2 separate regions of the Mus musculus genome follow, and region 2 is linked to region 1. Evidence: chromatin loops called from intact Hi-C (ENCODE). Cell type or tissue: heart. All regions are shown on one strand.

Region 1 (8,000 bases):
TTGGCCGTGACTGAGGGGTTCTGGCCAGAACACAACATAACACAAGTGGAGAGCATGCGAGCATGCGCACATGGACCCGCCCTTGACAGGCTGAGTCCTTGCTAAGGAATGTGCTCATGCGCCTTAGTATTGCTGCGCTGTTCGGTTTACTAGCAAGGACTGGAGCCACCGAACTCTGAGTCTCAGGGCAGGGGTACATATGTACATTTATATATGTGCACGCATATGTTACTTGTAAATGTAAATAGAAGGAGGACTATGAGAAAGAGTTCCAAAGAAAGGAACAGGAGAGAGTAATGAGACTGAAGACAAAATATTACATGGTTTCTCTCACAAGTGGAATCTAGCATTAATTATACATATGCACGTGCATCTTTGTGTCTCCTAGTTTGCCTTCTATTGCTGAAATAAACACCATTATCAAATGCTGCTTGGGGAGGAACGAACTCGTTTCATCTAGCTTCCTGGTTCACTATTAATCCCTGGCAGTCAGGGAGGAACTCAAGGCCTGAACCTGGAGGCAGAACCTGATGCAGAGGACATGGAGAAACACTGCTTACTGGCTTGCTCAGTCCACGAGGCTTGCTTATCTTCTTTCTCACACAACCCTGGATCCTTTGCCCAGGGTTGACCACACCCACGGGGGGGGGGGGGGGGGCAGAGCCTTCCCATCCAAGACAATCAGTTGTTGATCCCAAAATTGTTCCATGGACCAATTCAGTGGAGCTTTCTTCTCAATCATAATTCTCTCTTCTCAAATGACTCTAGCTTGTGTTACGTTAACCAAAAAGCTAACGAGACCAGTATGTTGTATTTATATGCAATGTGGGGTGTAAAGTAGGTTGGCTTCCACTGAGGACTCTCCCCAAAGACAATGCCAGCGTGCTTCTTATTAGCAAAAAGGACAACATCACCTAAATCTCTGTGAGGTCCATTTCTCTCTTGTTTCTGTAGGAAACGGATTTATATTTCATTCTGGGACAAAGGCATCATTATTTTGTAGTTACAACTACCAGTGTTTCTATAGATGTGATGTGCTACACACGTTCTCATTATCCACAGGAGATAGAGAGTGGCTAGAGAAGCAAGCTAGGGGTCTGAGAGTGTTCCCTAACCTTTCATGTGAGGACTCCCAGTGCTGTGATTGGTTATGGGGTCATGAATTGGACAATTCCCAGGGGATGGGGCTGGGAACAGCAACTGCTTTGGTTGTAGAGCATCCCCCCCCTCCCCCCTCCCCCCTCCCCCCTCCCCCAACACTGATTCCTATGGAAGTCTGTTCAGAAGATTCTGGATTACAGACTAAGACAGAGAACAAAGCCTCCATACTGAAACAAATGTGAAGCAACTGCACCTTGTTGCTATTTTGATATGACTCTTTTAAAATGCCTTTATGTAACAAATAATGTCTCTGCATGCAACCTCCACAGCAAGTATTGTTAATTGCGTGGAGTACTTTTAAATTTTCTTATTAATATTATTATGAATGTGTATCTTGTGTATGCGTGGTGTGTTTGTGTGTTTGTGCGGTGTGTGTGTGTGTGTGTGTGTGTGTGCTGTCACAGTGTGACAGAGCATGTGAGATAATCAGAACACAGTGTTAGGTAGTCAGTTTTCTCCTTCCAAGATTTGGACATTGGGATTCAGAGATTTACAGTAACCCCCCTTTTTCCCTGCTCCCCCCACACACACCCTTAAAGGAGGCCACCTTCTTTGGAAGTCCGAAGAGTCACTAAGTGGTTAGTAGCCAGGGTACCCCATCTTTTGGCCTTATGAAGAAGGAAGCATGCTCCATCTGATCCCCAGCCAGCATAAGACCCTCACCTAATGTAGAGACCAACATAAGACACCAAAGGGAAGCCTCAATATAGCCATTCCACGGTACACGCATGTTTCAATGCATCGTGTTGAATATAAGTACATGTAATTCATATTAGTCAGGATGGAGAAGGGGAAAGTGAACGCAGGAATCTGGAAGAGGGAGGGAAGGGAGGAAAGGAGTGACAGAAGAAAATGGAAGGCTCTAACATGTGTTTTAGTTAGGGTTACTATCGCTGTGAGGAAGCATCATGGCCAAAATAACTGCAGGGACAAGGGTTTATCTCATTTACAGTTCCATATAAGAGTTCATCACCAACACCAGCGAGGGTAGGAACTCACGGAGGGAGACCAGGAACCTGGAGGCAGGAGCTGATACAGAGGCCATGGAAGTGTGCTGCTTACTGGCTTGCCCCCTGAAGGCTTTGCTCAGCCTGTTTTTTATAGAACTCAGGACCATCAGCATAGGGATGGCCCCACCCACAATGGGAGACCCCCTCAAGTAATAATTAAGAAAAAGCAGTAATTAAGAAAATTTGTTACAGTTGAATACTAGGGAGGCATTTTTCTCAATTGAGATTCCTTCCTCTCTGATGACTCCAGCTTTTGTTAAGCTGACATCCAGCTAGGCAGCACAACATGGAGGAGACTGGATGTGGCTAGGACCATCCACCCCTTAGCATCCCACAGAGGTTTAACTGCAGCCTCTAAACGTGGGCGCTGGAGAAGTGGCTCTGGACTCCAGTCTGATTAAATAAATAGTCACTTAGTTCAAGCACGGCTCCACCTTTCCTCACACGTGTTCCCATTGGTGTAGCACACTGACTCCAGCAATCCAAATCAGCAAGAAATATAAAAACAATAACAACAAAAAAAGGCTAAAATCATTAAAACAAACAAACAAAAAAAACTAAAACCATTCACAAACCTTTTATGTATAAGCCTGCTTTACTGAGACTATCTCAGGAATGGAAAGAACCTACATATTAATATTAGATAATCCTTGTTTTACAGGAAGGTGGGGGAGGGGGAAAGAAATATTAGTAGAAAGAAGGAGAGAAAACAATGAAAAGAAGGAAATGACTTTATTTCTTTCTCCTTCTTTACTGAAAATACTCCTTTACTCACACAACAAATCCTGATTATAGGATTTAAGAACAGGCTTCTAAGAGATAACAACCAAACATGACTAAATAAAATACAATAAGATGAAGCAAAAACTATTATCAATAGTCCCAGTAATGCAAAGATTTCGCTGTAGTAGTTCTGCTAATTTGTTAATCACAGCTGATTCTTCAGCCCCGGGTAACCAAAACCACAGAATCTTCGAAATCAAAACAGCAATTGCCCTAACAAGAGTCTTTAATCATCCCTCTGAAATTTCACAAACCAGGCCTCCATCTTCTGCATGGTTTTCAACATTATCTTCCGAGCTCCTACAGGAACTCCCACAGAGCTCTTAAGAACAAATGGATCTTCTAGCCCAAAGTTCCAAAGTCCTTCCACAGTCCTCCCCAAAACATGATCAGGTTGTCACAGGAATACCCAACTATGCTGCTACCGATTTGTCTTAGTCAGGGTTTCTATTCCTGCACAAAACATCATGACCAAGAAGCAAGTTAGGGAGGAAAGGGTTTATTCGGCTTACACTTCCACTTTGCTGTTCATCACCAAGGAAGTCAGGACTGGAACTCAAGCAGGTCAGGGAGCAGGAGCTGATGCAGAGGCCATGGAGGGATGTTCTTTACTGGCTTGCTTCCCCTGGCTTGCTCAGCTTGCTCTCTTATAGAACCCAGGACTACCAGCCCAGGAATAGCACTAACTACAATGGGCTGGGCCCTCGCCCTTGATCTGGATCTCATGGAGGCATTTCCTCAAGGGAGGATCCTTTCTCTGTGATAACTCCAGTTTGTGTCAAGTTGACACACAAAACCAGCCAGTACACTCTCTCAACATATTAGATCACTTCATAACACTGTAGAGTTCACAATGTTGAAGAAAAGGGGTCAGGAATGGCGTCTTTAGCCTGATAATAGCACTGTAAGACGAAGAAGATAAATGCAGGATAGATAACAAGCAAAAGGTGGAGGACTTGACCAGCAGCCAATAAATCTCAGTGTTCCTGCTAGGCAACCTTTCTCAGTTAAGTTGGCGCGCTGCGATGCCTCACTATGTCCAGCAGGTGGCAGTGCTACATAACATCTTAATGTTAAAATGGTTTTTCTATGCCTTTGAAGCCCCTTAAAGGGAAACTTGTTTGATTCTTTTGTATAGTTAAGAGGTGAATGTTGAAGTAAGCCTTATGCTTAGTTCTGGTCTCTAGACTGTCTACTTCAAGAGGTAGATAATGTACAGGGCCTGAAAATCATATAGGAAGACCAAGGCCATATAGTGGAATTGGGTTTCTGTCCATTTAACATGATGCTGTATATCAGCTTGCTGTATATTGCCTTTATTGTTTGGCTATGTGTCTAATAACCTTTATTTCTCCAAGACTTTTATCACCAAGGGGTGTTGGATTTTTTCGAAGGCTTTTTGCAACATCTAATTAGGTGATTATGTGTTTTGTTTCTTTCAGTTTATTCATACAGTGGATTGCATTGATGGATTTTCATGTTGAACCATCCCTCCATCACTAGGATGAATCCTACTTGATCATGATGGACGATCTTTTTAGTGTGTTCTTGGATTCAGTTTGGGAGTATTTTACTGAGTATTTTTGCATTCATGTTCTTGAGGGAAATTGGTCTGAAACTTTTTTTTTCTTTCTTTCTTGAGTCTTTGGTATTAAAGTGATTATGGCCTAATAAAATGCATTTGGCAATGTTCCTTCTATTTCTATTTTTTTTGGAATAATTTGAGGAGTATTTGTATTATCTCTTCTTTGAAAATCTGGTAGAATTCTGTGACAAAACCATCTGGCCCTTCGCCTTTTTTGGTTGAGACTTTTAATGTCTGCTTCTATTTTCTTAGGGATTGTAGGCCTATTGGGCTGTTTATCTGATCATGATCTATCAAGAAAATTATCTATTTCTTTTAGATTTTACAATTTGTGAAGTACAGGTTTTTGAAGTATGACCTAATGACTCTTTGGATTTCCTCGGTGTCTTTTTAGTTCTGACTTTGTTAATTTGAATATTCTTTCTTTGCCTTTTAGCTTGGTTAAGGGTTTGTTCTATTTGTTGATTTTTTTTCAAAGAACCAACTTTTTGTTTCCTTGATTTTTTTTGTATTGTTTTCTTTGCTTCTATCTTATCAATTTCAGCCCTGAGTTTCATTATTTCCTGCCATCAACTCCTCTTGAATGTGTTTGCTTCTTTTTGTTCTAGAGCTTTCAGACATGTTGTTAAGTCACTAATATAGGATCTTAGTAATTTCTTTATGAAGGCACTTAGTGCTATGAACTTTGCTCTTAGCACTACTTGCATTATGTCCCATAAGTTTCGGTAAGTTGTGCATGCATTTTCATTAAATTCTAGAAACTCTTTAACTCCTTTCTTAATTTCTTCCTTGACCCAGTGGTCACTGATTGGAGATTTGTTCAGTTTCCATGAGTATGTAGGTTTTCTGTTGTTCTGCTTGGTATTGAGGTACAACTTTAATCCATAGAGGTCTGATAAAATACATGGGGTTATGTCAATTTTCTTGTATCTGTTGAAAGTTGCTTTGTGACAGAGTATATGGTCAATTTTGGAGACGTTTCCATGGTCACTGAGAAGAAGCTATACTCAATTGTTTGGGAGTGAAAATGTTATGTAGATATTCGTTAGGCCCATTGAGTCACAATGTCTATAAGTTCTAATATTTCTCAGTTTAGTTTCTGTCTGGACCTGATGACCTGCTCATTGGTGACAGTGGGGTGTTGAAGCCTTCCACTGTCAATGTGTGGTATTTGATTTGTGACTTCAGCTTTCCTATTGTTTCTTTTACAAATGTGGATGTCCTTGCATTCAGGGTAAGGATAATTCAGAATTGAGAGTTCATCTTGATGGATTTTTTTTTCCTTTAATGAGTATGAACTGTCCTTCCTCATCTCTTTTGATTAATTTTGGTTTAAAGTCTATTTTATTAGATATTACAATGACTATACCAACTTAATTTTGGGTCCATTTTCTTGGAAACATCTTTTTCCAGCCCTGTGCTCTGAGCTAATTCCTATCTGGATAGTCCCACTCCCCAACCTGTCCAAATTCCTTGTCTGAAGAAAATAAAACAATTGTTCCAAATACATGTCTATAAATCCATTTTATTTTGCCTTTGAACTAGGAAAATATTAGCCTACACATCTGATTCATTCATAAAATTCTAATTTAAGCAAAAGAAAGAATGGCACATTGAAACGTTAGATATTGTCGTTTTCCTACTTAGTTACAAAGGAGAACTTACAGTTGGGTGAAAAAATATTTAAGGCATAGAATCATTCCTCTACAGGTTTATTCTCCATTCCACAAAATATCCCATTCCCTTAGCTTTGGAACCAACTGTTTAAATACACGGAGATATTGTTTTAGTAACATGTTGTACAGATGACCAAACTGTAAACTCTAAGATCTACAGTGTTTCTTACTGGTTCTTCAAAAATGTTGTCCCAAGATAGTTAGAAGGCAAATTTATTGCATGTATAAAGTCAAAAGATCTAAAATGTTTTTATATAAATTTTAAAACCCTTGATCACTATCCTATTTTTTTCATAAGCACAATAGAGAAATTATATTATAGAATCCCACAAAATTTATAATCAATGCTTTAAAACATACAAATAAGAGTAATTATATTTTTAAAAAATCATTTTTATGATTAAAAAAATGTCTCTTAAGGTAAAGTGCTATTCCAAAACAAGTATTTTATTTTAACTTTGAGTTTTTTAAAGTTGTACCCAAAGTATTTTTAAAATTGCAAATCACTAAGTGAATGGATTCAAAACTAAAGTCCCAGGCTGAGTAAAGACAGAACATTCAAATTTTTCTGTGAAAAGCTACAATGGACTAGTATCAATTTCTCCATCGGATCAAGCCAGAGTCTCGTTATGAAAGCAATATAGTAACCTAAAGATATTCAGTTCAACGAGGATTCAGCCACTTCAGCCATTCCTCAAAACTTGGTCATTTCTCCCAGCACTGTGTCTGGCTAAAGCCACGCTGGGACCTCTTGGTGACAGTAGGTTACATGGCCTTTGAGATCAAAATGTTCCTTGTGACTTGTATTTAACCTCTTGAACAACTAAAAAAAAGTCCTTTAATTATGTAACTTGTCCTTCTTTGCAGATGGAACATGACTGGGGATTCAGGAATCTTCATTGTGTGGATTTGAAAACAGCTGGAGATAAGATGGGGGACCCACTCTTCTTTTTTTTTCTTCTCCTTGTCCTCTCCTCTGATCTAAAAATTCAGAAAGGATTCCAAGTACCAAGAAAGTCTGGCTTTCAAGAAGGAGCAGATGCTTCCAAGCCAATGAGTCAGATTTATAACTATCATCTAGCAAGAGACACAGTGATCTCCGAAGGCCATGTTTAGAACATCTGTATGATAAGAAAACCCCCAAGCCCTCTTTTGGATAATGCTGAATCTAACGACTGCTTTGTAAGGAAGACTCCCACCAGATACCTGCTGACTCAAGAATTCAATTACTGCTCAATGGGAATACTGTCAACATTTTTCTGTTCCTAAAAGGAATGTGTCTACAGTTCAAACTAGAACTTTTTTTTTCTGAAGAAAAAAAAAAAAAGATGAGGATTTCTGGTGTGTTACAATCCCTTCAGAAAAGATGGAGCAGTTATTCCACCATTGAATGAGTTATGTTACATTTAGAGTCAGTATGCGGTAGTGACCGAGGTGCATGTTGGGGGCACAGTCTGAAGAAAAGAGCTTCCTGTTTCAACAAGACAGTTTCAAATCAAATATTATCACCAGCCACCCTCTAAAGTCCATTCCAGCCATGGTGTTTGATGATTCTTGGGTCTCTCAAAGTGATGCCCATTGGAAGAGGCAGGGAACTGATGAGAGAACATCTGTTGTACACTAATCATTATCATTCAAAGAGTCTCAAGAACTTCTTTGCCACTCTAAAAATTGAGGCACTCTGCCCTCAAGCCACCTCTGCATCTCCACTGCCAGCATACTCACTGCTTCCATTCAGAATGAGGTGGTGGGGGTCAATTTTGTTATGACAAAACCCATTCTCAA
Region 2 (8,000 bases), 86 kb after region 1:
AACTGACGAGGTCAGACTCAAGCTCATAGAAGTTATCGCAATTCAGAATGGTCCTTCAGACGGACGCAAGCTAGGAACTGGTTAGAAATGCCAACCTCTAAATGTCTTCTTTTCAACAAAAGTCCTGGCTGATTATGACGAACGGCAAAGTTAGAAAAGAAATTAAGCTTTCAGGAAAAATTGAGAGGAACGGGAACCCACTGGTCAATAGTAGGCAATATTGTACTTTGGATTTGTTGTTGTTGGGCACGAAGGTTGTGTGTTTGAAGAACATGTGATACCATGTGGTCCTGAAAGATCCTGACAGAATGTAAAAGGACACAGAAGCCCTGGAATTGGCAAGATAGATGTCAGTGTTAGCAGAACTAGCTTCACTGATTTAGAAAAATAGAGGTGCACAATGCTCTGGCCACTCCTTGAACCTGTGTGTCTGCCAATGTTTTGACTGTTCATTGAACCCAAGTGTGTGCCCACTGATGAAGCCCATTGCCAGGTGTTTGTGATATTGCTTGCTGAGAAAGAGTCAGAAAATCTCCCCAGCAACCACAGCCCGGCCAATCCTGAGTTGCTACACCTGCACCAGACTCTTTCCTTGTACCCCTCCCATACCCATTTCTTGAGAATAGACATTGTTTAGATCTGGAAATCCCCTACTCCCCCCCCCCTTCTCCTTTCTCCCCTGAGGGCCTATAAAAACTGGGACCTCTTTCCCCTCGGGGTCCACTCCTCTACCCCTGCGTGGGATATGAGTCGTCCCCAGAGTTCTGGCTTTCCCCAATAAAGCCTCATGTGGTTTGCATCAAGCTTGGTCTATTGTGAGTTCTTGGGTGTCCGCTATTGTCCTGAGGCCTGAGCGAGGGGCTCCTCTCGGAGTCTTTCAGTCCAGGCTTGCCTTCAACTCCCAGTCCTTCCAAGGTCAGTGCCCTGGTGCTGGCATTCTAAAAACAATCGAGTAGAGTGAGGGAGCGAGTGCTCCACCCTAGACTTTTAAACAGATGTTTCTGAAGCTCTGGGTTCCATCCCCAGCACTGCACAAACAAAATTCCTGCCTAGCTAAGGCCCTTCTCATCTTGCAGGCTTCTCTGTAAGTTTGTTTCCCTCTCTGTTGACCTTCCTACACACTAAGTCTAAATCTGAATTTAAGGACTATTTTCACTTAGTATGAAACTAGTTTAGATCTAAGGGATTAGTAAATGTGTGTTTAAAACACACACAAGAAGGAGAATTCATTAGCATTAATCATAAGCTCATAAATGCAGGGTCAGCAGTGAGCCCTGAGCCCTCGGCTATGGAGGTCTTTAGGTCAAAGGCTTGGGAACTCTGTCTTTGAGAAAAATCATTCTGCCAGTTAAATACTGTTCTTAGGGGCAAATCGGTCTTGTCTTCTATTTCAATAATATAGGACAACCAGTTCTTTTGAGAAGTTCTGGGGAATAAGATGAATCTTCAGACTTCCCTCAAAGTCACCACTCACAGGGCTGCTGGGAAAGCCCAGAGCTATAAGAGCAATGTCTCTGTTGTTTTATCCTTGACAGTATTCAGATTTTGTTTGTCTCTGAATGCTCCCTAGCAGGCTTTTTTAACCTTTGGGACTTAGGAATTGGTGATGTGTACATGCCAATAATCGCCACACTTTGGAAGCTACGGCATAGGGATGGCGAATTTGAGTGCAGTCTGGGCTATATAAGAAGAACTTTGACTTTAAAAAAGACAAAACAAGATAACATCAGGGAAAATTAGGTTAATTCCTGGGACGTGCAAGGTGAAAGGAAAGAATAGTTTACTGTTTCAGGTTATTCTCCGACCTCCACAAAGTACACATGAAATAGAAATATGTAGAAATACACGAAATACACGAAAATAATAGGCCAGGTTCTGATGTAGCTCACTTGGTTGGATGCGATTTACCATACACAAAGTCCTGGGTTCAATCCAAGCACCAAATAAGTCAGGTGTGATGGTGCCGCATGCTCACATTCCTTGTGTGTGTGAGACAGAAGCAGGAAACTCAGACATTAAAGGACATCGTCAGCCTACCAGTGGATGCTAGCCTGGACTACACAGTGGATGCTAGCCTGGACTACACAGTGGATGATGCTAGCCTGGACTACACAGAACCTTAGCTCAAACAAACAAACAAACAAACAAACTGGAGTCTTAAGAGTGTCACCGATTTAATAGGCTGTTCTCAAATCAAGTTATTTAGCAGAAAAATCTACAGCATTGTACTGTGCAGGAAGAAGAAGCTTGGACCCAGGTACAGCATCTCTGACTTCACTTAGCTTATTTCTAGACTAGAAGGCAAGGTCTGTTGAAATACACAACGCCATATAGAGGGTGATAAGCGCTCTGAGATAAAGCAGGGTGTGAAGATGGAACACTGACACGGTGATTACTTAGATGATGAACACAAGGTGGGTCTTAAGTAAATGTGATGTTTGACCACAGACTTGAATGATAATGTGAGTGAGCCATGGATATCTGGATTGTGAACGTTGGCAGAAATGGGTAGTGCAAAGCCCCATCATCATAGTGCTGCCTTTGACATCATAATGTTGCATTTTACATAACAAGGCTGTATTGTGACATCACTATGCAATGCTGTGCCATCACAATGCTCCACTATGATATCACACTGCTCTGCTGTAACATAACGATGCTATATTGTGATATTACAAGGCTGTGTGTGCATCATAATGCTCTATTGTGACATCATAGCACTCCATTGTGAGATCACAAGGCTCCACTCTGTCAGAATAGTGTTACATCATGACATCCTGACGCTCCTTTGTGACATCACAGCTCTCTACTTGAGATCACTGTACTCTATTATGAGATCACAGTGACTGTCATGCCATACGTACTATGACACATGATAGTATCCACTGTGACAAGACAGTGCACCCTTGTGACATCATAGTACATTGTTATCAGATTACAATGCTCCACTGTGACAGAGGAGTCTTCCATTATGTTATCACAATGTTCCATTAGGACAGCACAGTGCTCTGTAGAGATTGCAGATCACAATAACTGTCCTGTCATACTGTGACATATGACTGTGTCCCGTGTAAAATGACAGTGCTCCATTGTGACATCATAGTAGTCCATTATGAGATCACATGGCAACTCTCTCTTCAGGTAACACAATGCTATCTTGTAACATAGCTGCTCAATCATGACATTACAGTGTTCCATGGTAACATCACCATGTTTCCCTGTGACATCATGTGCTCTTTTGTTGCTAGCACAGAGATGTCCTTCACTATGACGATGCTGCACATGGACATCGCAGGGTTCCACTGTAATATCTCCATGCTCCTTGGCAATAAAATAAAGTAAAAAGTGTTGAGTAATCGTGAGTTGCTCATAAGTGTAACAGGAACAGGCAGAGCCCATATAGAAAGCCACTTTCAAGGGCTCCCCCTTCAGGCTATTGAAGCTACTATTGCTATGGCTGTAAGCCACATGGAAGGGAAGGTGCACAGAGGGAAGAAATCTTTCTGTTAAGTTGAAGAGTAGGGAGTTGCTGGAAGTGGAGAGGGAAACCCATCTGTGGTGCAGATGAATCCAAGCAGAGAAGGAAGCAGCGCAGTGGGGTGGAGCTTTCTGCAGTGATGGAAATGTTCTACATTCACACTGTTCAACAGCACTCCAAAGTGTGGTCTGCTTACACATATATTTTAAACAAGGGACTAGCTAAATTTGGGTTGGGCTTACTATTTGTTTTTAGTGCTAGTCTGTTTTGTGGGCTACATTCCAAGGGCTCCAGACCAACCTGTGTCTTAGTGTGTCAGCAACAAAACACATCCCTCCCTCATCACAGCAGGCTCTTTAGTCAGTGATGTTTACAGGGGAGTGATTAGGTGAAGCGGTTAGACCAGATTTGGCGCTTTTCTGAGACGGGTCACCTGTTCAAAGGCAGTGCAGAGTGTTAACAGGCCTTGTGAGATTTTAAATGAGACAATACATAAAATGTTCTTAGTGGAATAAGCATGTAAAAATTCTTTACCCATATTACACTTGTGATGGACAAAGATTCTTTGCTGAGCTAATTCTGAACCCTCTCGTTGGTACGGCAAGAATCCCTGTTCCCTCACATCTGGTCTCCCTCCAAATCTAACCAGCTCTTCATCTTCCACCACCGCTCCAAGTAATATCTGGTCACTCTGCCAGTCTTCAACAGGAATCCGGTAAGTTGGTTTATCTAAATTCTCCTTTATCCCTGGTGTTTTCTCTCAATGCTTTTCAATTATCTGACCTCCACCCTATACCCTTGCCTATAAAATCTGCCTTGCCCATAGTATATTGAAATGTATATTGTATCTGTTTCTTCCATTGTGATTCCCTGTCACAGTGGTCCCTCGACCTGTCAGTATTCCTGAAAAAAATTCTTCCTTATGATGAATGATTGGATAATGTTTTCTGTTAACAGGAGACATGGTGCTATCGTCAAGTCAGTATCAGTTAAGCAGTCTGGCACTATTGTGATCAGCTGACCAGAACACTCAACCTCTCTTACTCTTCCTCTCCAGCATGGAGCACTGCCTGTGCTCTTCCAACCTGGAGACTCAGCATACCTGCCAAAAGTCCTACTACTGATATCAGTAAGTAGCAAGTATGTTTATTAATGAAAATTAAACTGCATGTAGCTCAGCACAGTGGTTCTCAACCTGTGGGTCATGACCCTTGGCATCAAAAGACTCCTTCACAGGTGTTGCCTAAGACCATGGGAAAACACAGATATTTACATTACAGTTCATAACAGTAGCAAAATTACTGCTATGAAGGAGCAACAACAATAATATTATGGTTGGGGGGTCACGATAACATGGAGGACTATATTAAAGGGCTGCAGCATTAGGAAGGTTGAGAGGCCCTGGCTTAGTGCAAATAAACTGCAGAGGAGATTCTGAGAAACATGACACCTCCAGTATATCCATTATGGAAAGAGTATTTGTTCCTGTTACTTAGTCAAACAGAATGTGTGGATTCAGCAGAGTCGAAAGAGAACATGGGCCCCAGACAAGGAACACGCACAGTGTCAACATCAGAAAGCCACCATAAGGCTGGCTAGGGGAGGATAACATTGAGGCTTTTGTCTGAGTAGAATTTGAAATGTTATTTTCAAGGCTAATAAATGTGTTAAGGATAGCTATAAGCATCATACATACAATGAAAAAAATATGCCATCAATTACATCGAATTGAAATTGGTAAGAGAAAAGAGTGAAAATTTTTCGTGGACTCTGTGAAATGTGTTTTTGACTACTATCTTGTCAAGAGCCTATTCATCTGGCTCTTAAAATGATATCATGACCCTTGGACCTTTTCCAGATCCCATTTATTGTATTCATTAATTCCATTTCTACTCTTCACTTCTATTCTTATGAGGCTTTTCCTAGAATTCAGCTTCTACTTCCCTGTGCTCCTGTTGTAGCACATCCCAGGCCCCCTCTCATTGCTGTGGCTAAAACCTGCCGTCAGCAGCATGACACTTACAGCCCTGACCTCCCGCTGAACTCCAGTTCTTGTCACCGAACACCCACTAGACGTTTCCACTTTCAGTGTCCCCACTCCATCACGTCAAGTTTTAAAATACTTATCACTGCAGTTGTCTCTTAGTTTCCCAACAGCTCTTGGGTTTTTTCCTTCCATCACTCTGTCTTAGTCTCTGGCACTAATTTTTTTTTTTAACCAGGACTAGAAACTATGGAACCACTTCAATCTACTTATCTTCTTCCTGGAGTCATGATAAAATGGAAAAACAGAAAAACACTAAGCTTGTAATAAATCTGTTTCTGCCACATTTTAGCAGTACAAACTCAAAACATCATAGTCCATATCCTTCAGATTTCTCATATACAAAATGGTATAATCAGTACCACATAAAAGAAGAAGATGAGGAAGTGGAGTAAAAAGAAGAAGAAGGAGAAGGAAAAGAAAGAGAAGAAGAAGGGAAGGAAAGGAAGGAAGGAAGAGAGAGAAAGGAAGGAAAGAAGGAAGGAAGGAAGGAAGGAAGGAAGGAAGGAAGGAAGGAAGAGAAAGAGAGAGAGAAGGAAAGAAAGAAAGGAGAAATAAATTTACCCTCCTCTATTAACTGAGTAAGACTAACTCTTCACACTGTGAATGTTTGGTCCTAATCTATAAAGACATCCTGTGCCTTATAGAATGTTCCTCAGTATCTCCAGCCTTTGACCATTAGATGCCAATAGAAATCCTTCTATTCGTAATGTCAAAAACTGTCTTCAATACTGCCAGACAACCCCATGAGAAGCTATGGTATCTTACTGTCTAGATACTTCACACATTATTTGAGGTGATTAATGGACAGCAGCTGGTACAATCCTTGATCAGGGCCACCATCTGCAGAATATGGATGTCTACTCATCTATGAAGTTCCATCAAGGTAAGGTGTTCTCAAAAAATTATAAGCAGACACCTTGTGAACATCTTTAAAGGAGAAAATTAAATTGTGTTGACCTGAACTACACATTAGTAAATATTTTGTTGGAATTCAAAGAACACTAAAAGAAATTCCTTATAAATTCCTATGACCTGAATGTCAAATGTCCTTCAGTCAGGCTTCCTGGAACACTTGGTCTCCACTGGTGGTGCTAGTGGAGAAAGTTATAAAACAGTTAGGAGGTGCGACTTTGCTGGAAGAAATGGATCAGTACAGATGGGCCTCAACATTTTATAGGTCAGCCCCACTTCCTGTTCACCCTCAGCTGCCAGAGTGTTGACCCAACACTACCACTAGCTTCCTGCTCCTGCCTCCGTTCCTTCCCCTGCCTGCTGCCATGCCTTCCCAGGCATGATGGACTGTGACACCCCAGGAACCGTAAGCTGAAATAAACCCTGTCTTCTTTAAGTTACTTTTGTCAGAGCACTTTCCTCACCACAACAGGAGATGAGATGAAGCCCTCTCTTGATGGTTCTATATCCATGTCTGCTGTCCCTGCACTTCGAGGGTCACTAGAGCTGTTTTCGTTTCTTTGCTTCAGTCTTCTCTCACTGCTTAACTCGTACAACCAACTGGTGTCCAACATCCTTTCTACCACAAACTGTTTCCCCATGTGCCCCATCTCATTCCCTTCCTTCCCTCTCTCTGCCTCGCTAAGCATGACTCTGTCTCTGTCTCTGTCTCTGTCTCTGTCTCTGTCTCTGTCTCTGCCTCTGTCTCTGTCTCTGTCTTTCTTTTGCTTTTGCCTTGAGACAGGATAGCACAATAAAGCTAGCCTTGAACTCATAATCCTCCTGCCCCAGCCTCCTGAGTGCTAGGAGTATAGGCACATGTCATCTCACTGACCCTATTTTCTGTATCCAGATGACCCTCATTTGCTAGGTAGCAAAGTGTCTTCCACTCACCCTTCAAGACCGTGCTCCTGAAATGTCACCCTTTGTCAAAACTTGAGCCTCCCCTCTGAACCCAGAGCCTTCCATACTCCAACACTGTGCCTCCTCCTCAATCTTATCACAACAATCTTGTCCTATGAGATCTCTTTTGTTTCCCCATCTCAGTGTTCTTGAAAATGTCTAGGGGCTGACCTTTCCTCCCCCTTTCTTTGGCCTACAGAGATCTGACAGCATTCTTCACAATGCAGTTAGAATCTCAACTTCTGTTGATACTTCTTTTGAAAGCCATCAGTATGAAAAAAAGGATGGCTAATAGAGAGGAGAACTGATAGACAGATATAAAGTAAATCACATTCAGTAAAATACTAATTTAGAATCTACATACTAACCTATAAATACTCACAGTGTAATATTTTCTTTTTTTTTTGTTTCAAGCTGTCAAAGTAGTCAAATAATAAATAAATAACAAGAATAAACTGAAATTAAAAATAAGCATCTCAATTTTTCCACCAAGCCTCCACCACCCCAAATCTACTATAGTCATTTAGAAACCAAGTGTAGATATCAGACAGATCTGAGTTCAAGGGCCAGGTCCACTGTTTGTCTGTTGGGTGACCTTGGGCAAGGGATATGCCAACTTTG

The links. Hi-C counts contacts between places; a loop is a spot of excess contacts. Peaks named below come from ENCODE experiments on the same cell type or tissue, not always from the same donor. Only the 100,000 strongest peaks of a DNase experiment are listed, where the experiment ranks them.
Region 2: it touches region 1 in a loop (2.7-fold over the local background); 5 of 42 quality-filtered maps call a loop at or near these places.

The regions. Positions count from the first base shown.
Region 1 is chr19:34,662,357-34,670,356 of GRCm38, forward strand. Slc16a12 (solute carrier family 16 (monocarboxylic acid transporters), member 12) reads right to left here. Exons shown (of 7, transcript NM_172838.4): 7 at 6,045-8,000. It also overlaps a transcript of Ifit1bl1 not described here. Among named protein-coding and RNA genes, the nearest start is that of Ifit1, 25 kb to the left of the region's middle. In heart, a CTCF peak has its summit at 3,991 (motif pointing right); a DNase peak (open chromatin) is centred at 15; H3K4me3 peaks cover 317 bases; H3K27ac peaks cover 726 bases.
Region 2 is chr19:34,747,915-34,755,914 of GRCm38, forward strand. No RefSeq gene overlaps it. Among named protein-coding and RNA genes, the nearest start is that of Slc16a12, 4.6 kb to the left of the region's middle. In heart, a CTCF peak has its summit at 3,428 (motif pointing left); no DNase peak of the experiment used is centred here; H3K4me3 peaks cover 32 bases; H3K27ac peaks cover 2,365 bases.